Linked DNA regions of Homo sapiens: region 2 is linked to region 1. The links are chromatin loops, found by intact Hi-C in ENCODE. Cell type or tissue: adrenal gland. All regions are shown on one strand.

Region 1 (2,500 bases):
GGTTGCAAAGCGTAGTAAAAAAAGAAAAAGAAGATGATGATGATGAAGGAGAAAAAGAACCATAGGCGCCATTCAGGGGTGTGCGATACGTAAATTAGGGGGATTGGGCATCTGCAGAGGGGCTCCTCCCCACCCAAGCCTGGGAGCCTCTCGTTTCTCCTCTCCCCTTCCTGTTCCCGGTCGTCATGCAGCCTCATCTAAACCTGGTTAATCTATAATTTGAGTACACATGTTGAATTGAAAGCCCTCCCTTCTTTTCCTCTGACAGCTTGGTGATGTGGGCACACGTGCCCACTACAGCAAGGCTATTAATAGCAGATATTTGGAAATGGAAGCGAGGCGGCACTCACAGTGACCGAAATTCTGGGGGTATAGAGTGCCTTACAGGGGGTAGGGCAGGGAGGTGCAGAATAAAGAAGCCTGAAGTTGGTGGAAAAGTGTAACTGTGTGCCTGGTTTTACCCTAGACAAGAAAAAAGAGAGATTATAAAAGGGTTGTTTACTAGTAACAATGTAATCCAGATAAGGCCAAAGGGCTTTTCACAGGTTTGATGTTTAGCGCTGGGATGGGGGTAGTGGAGTAATTAACATTTTGTAAGACAACAAATCAAATCCATGGACATTTACTTTTCAAATGGCCCTGTCCCTACCTCCGTCCCTCCACCCCCCACCCCCCAAAAAAAGCTAAATAAAGGTACTGTACCTCTATGGGGGAAAAATACTCTTTTCTGGAAGGAGGGGAGGGTTGGAAAATTTATTTGCACGTACCTCACAATTATCTTCATAGGAAGGATTTTGATCATAAAAAGCTAATTATGATAATAAACCTTTTAAAAAATATATCTCTCAGTGTTAAAGCATTTCTGCTTTAAAAAACACAATTTCAGTTGCTAAATATTCGATAAAAATTATGAAATAAGCCTCACTGCTGTGACAAATTATGTTCAGACCAATGGGTTTCCTATGGAAGATAATCACTGATCATAGGATATTAGTGCCATTTTTTCTACTTGCTGATGTTTTACTACCAATTTAAAGGTGGTTAATATTTGTTATAATTATACTACAGTAAATTCAATTGTTCTCTACAATTGTTTTATTAATGGGCTAACTGGAAATTCATTTACATTTGGTTCATGTAATATATAGAATAGAAAGAGACGCGTTTGTGGGAACTCACTGAAGTAATGCTGAGCAGGTATGGGTATTATTCTGTCACCTAAGCTAAATTAGTCTTTTGGTGTATTGTAATGAAATACACTGTATGAAAAATTTACTCCCCACTGAAAATTCACGGAACAGAAGAACAAGCTATTACCAAAATCTGTTGCTCAATGCTGCCATCTATAGGAGAGTTAGAGCCGATTTGTGTAATATGCTAAGGTTCATTTTAAAAGAGGGCTAAAATAGTGATTTCATCACAACATTGCAACAGCTACGTTGATGTCACTAATACAGTCCTAATTCAAGGAGTTAAGGGTTTACATGCTATGGACGCACTTTGGGGCAATAGGTCTACAACTAGCTTTAAAATTGAGTTATTGGTTTATGTATGATACTATCAGGAAAATAATGCAAAATTTATAGATTATTACATATATCTGTAAAGTGCTTGAGTTGGGTGGATGTAAAACTAAACATTTCAAAATTATAAAACACTTTTTGTATCAAAACATATGTTTTCCTTAAGATGTATGGGTCATAACTGGAGGAGCTATTTAAATACTGGCGTCTCTTAGAATTAATTTTGGCAATTTAGAACAGTGCTTGAAGGACAATTGAATGTGGATTTTCTCACTTTAAGATCTGTTTTTATTTTAAGATGGCTCAATAGTAATAAGCATTTGAATGCTTACTCTGCAAGGCAATATGAAATAGATAAAAAGACAGCTTCTTACAGCTTTGATGGGGTAATAAGAGAGTACAAAATAACAATAGTTGATGACTAAAATGTGTGTGTGTGTGTGTGTGTGTGTGAGAGAGAGAGAGAGAGATGTCAAATAACAAGTGGTATTTACTTTCATGATGGATGAAATAACTACTTAATTTTTACAGAAGAGAGGAGCCTTAAGCTTGAACTTGAAATGGGCTATAACTCAGATAAATGGCAATTATTTTTTCCCACTCAAGTTTTTTGGAACACCTACTTGTGTTAGGCACTAGGCTGGACACTGAGGATTTAGATATCAAAGACATGCTGCCCACAGGAAACTTACATCGAAAATGGCAGATGAACACAATTGCAGAGCACTATGATCTCTTTTGTGGAAAAAATAGGCACAGGGCAAATGAGATCACATAACAACCAACTGCCTTCTGACATAAACATTATCAGTTACAGACAGTGCAATTTGGGAATCTGAAAGGTGCCTCTTCCCTTAAAAACTTTGTTTTCTCATGTAATTAAAATCTTTCATCTGTTTTATTTAAAAATATATAAAATAGGCCAATTAAAAGAGAGCTGAAAAGTCACACTTGGCTTGTAAATCGGCTAGATCAGG
Region 2 (2,500 bases), 1.1 Mb before region 1:
GGTTCTTAGGTGAAGTTTGCATAATGAACATGATGTGCCATTTTTGTCACCTCTCATGTGCTTACCATGTGCCAGGACTGGGCTCGGAGCATGCCTGCATCATTGTAGGTGTGTTCCCTACAGTCCTCACTGATGGGTACTATTATTATCCCACATCACAACCAAGGATACCAAAGTGAGTAAGGTTACATAGCTTATCCAAAGTTTTGTATTTATTAAATGTCAAAGGCTATGACATTAACCACTCAAAAACCTGAGATTTACCACTCAGAACCTGATATTAACCAGTCAAAAACCTGAGATAGACAAAAACCTGAGATAGATATGAGACTTACAGGAAGTAAAGATTTATTAGAATCCTGGCTCTACTGGTTAGTGGCTGTAAGACCTGGAATATGTTGCTGAACCTTTCTGAGTCTGGGGTTGTTGTTGAGGATTAATGAGATAACATAGGTGTGTAAAGTCCTGGACAGACATTACTTGTGGGAAAAAAATATTAATTCTTTCTCCTTTTCCTAACAGTTTTTCCTCTTTCCAAAAAATTCAATTTTTCTGCTTGCTGGAAAATTCTAAAGAGAAAAGTAGTTCAGTCAGTGTTATTCCAAAGGCAGTAGTCACTGAAGGAATGATTGGTCCACCCCACTATCCCCAAGCTGGTATACAACTGCTAGTGCATGGTGATAAGAAAAAGCAGACAGATTTCTAGTTGGTTCTATCACTGGTTTTAAGTTCTCTGTAGACAGTGCATCTCCTTATTGCCTGCACCTGGGGCAAATTGATTTCCCCCACCTTGTCCTTGGTACCCCCCTAGAGCCCATTATATTCATTACTCCTTCTTTCACAATTACAAAATTAGTTACTAAGTTATTTACCATGTAATAGGGAGTTTAGGTCTGGCATTTCTTCTTACCTTGTAGGTCTCATATGTGGGTTGGAGGCAAAGTACGTAGAAATTGGCTACAGGTAGCATTTCAGAACTGTCAGCTCTCCTGCCCCCAATACTACTTACTCACCTCTTTGAATTAAGGTAGGAGAAAATACAATGAAAACATTAAGTCTATATAGGAAGCTATTATCTGCTAGGGTCGGGACAGCAGGTATTAGAGACACAGGATACATTTTTTTTTTTTTTTTTTGCCAACCTCAGCATTTACTTAAAGATTCCACATACCAGTTTTAAATGCCTATTTTTTTTAATGCCTGCAACCATTCACATTATAAAATGTATCGATTTAACTATTAAAACGAATGTCTGGCTTCAGATGGGGCGGGCCAACTCAGCCTGTGGAAACACAGCATAACACTAGGTGGATACATGGCGCCACCTAGCGTCTGTAGCGCACTTTGGAATCTATACTTGGCTTTCAAAAATTGAATCAAACAAAACTGTTTTATGACACAGAAGATGTATGCGTTGTTTGGGATAATAAGCAAAACGCCTGTAGAAATCTATGACAAAATCTGCTGATGATTTTTGTTTTGAATTTTTTTCGTTACTTTAATCTTGCAATTTTAGGTTCTCTAACTTTTAAATAGTATGCCTTTAAAAATAATACTTAGGGGAAAAATGAATCACAGCTACTGATCTCAGAGTGCTATGCATTATTTATGAATATGTGCAGCTGTTTTCATTAGGATTTATGACATCTTCTGTGCATTGTAAATCCCTTAATTCAACCTGAGTTTCCAGGAAAGGAGATCATTATCCCTCTTTTGCCAACTGAAAAGGAAAAGAACAGAAAAAAGCATGACTGGTTAAATGGAAAAATTCCTTCTTGATTTCTTTTGTTTTCCATTAACATGTTTGAAACAGATAGCTTGAGAGTCTTTCCGGAAAATAGTATTCTTGCTAACTTGTGGGTAAATTTACCTCCAACTTAAATTGCATGTGCATTAGGAATAAATGTTTACATGCTGTTAGTACTGGCTCAGAGTGGCAGTACCCTTCATTCAGAATAATAAATATGTCTTTGCCATGAGTTTTTTACTCAAGAAACACTAGAGATCTTTAGCACTAGCACCCAGCTCACCTGCTGGACAAATCTTCATTCTTCATTCTGTGCTGCAAATGAACATTATCCTTCAGGTTGAAAACACTTCTCCAGATAAATTGGATTCCTAAAATAGCTTTTGTTGAGAGCTTCTTATGTGTTTGCCAGAGTGCTCAGAATGCTGTATTATCTAATGTTGTTCTTACAGCACACTTTTGAAGTAGGTAATATTATACCCGTTTCACTGATGATAAAATTTTTGGCTAAACAGTTTCTGTTACCTATTGAAGGTCTTATAACCAGTGAGTGGCTTTATGGATGTAAGATATAAAACCAGGTAGTTCTATCTATCAAACCCCTGCTTTATGCATAGTTGCCTCATATATAACTTCCTTTTTGAATTTGCTCTCTCTTTTTTTTTTTTTCTGAGGCGGAGTCTAGCTCTGTCACCCAGGCCGGAGTGCAGTGGCATGATCTCTGCTCACTGCAACTTCCACCTTTTGGGTTCA

The links. A loop is a pair of places that touch in the nucleus more often than their neighbours do. Peaks named below come from ENCODE experiments on the same cell type or tissue, not always from the same donor. Only the 100,000 strongest peaks of a DNase experiment are listed, where the experiment ranks them.
Region 2: it touches region 1 in a loop (5-fold over the local background); 91 of 110 quality-filtered maps call a loop at or near these places.

Annotation. Positions count from the first base shown.
Region 1 is chr2:226,801,359-226,803,858 of GRCh38, forward strand. It overlaps a transcript of RHBDD1 not described here. Among named protein-coding and RNA genes, the nearest start is that of IRS1, 2.8 kb to the left of the region's middle. In adrenal gland, a CTCF peak has its summit at 1,346 (motif pointing left); no DNase peak of the experiment used is centred here; H3K4me3 peaks cover 487 bases; H3K27ac peaks cover 365 bases.
Region 2 is chr2:225,659,324-225,661,823 of GRCh38, forward strand. The region is part of intron 7 of NYAP2 (neuronal tyrosine-phosphorylated phosphoinositide-3-kinase adaptor 2); the gene reads left to right. Among named protein-coding and RNA genes, the nearest start is that of NYAP2, 260 kb to the left of the region's middle. In adrenal gland, a CTCF peak has its summit at 1,318 (motif pointing left); a DNase peak (open chromatin) is centred at 1,308.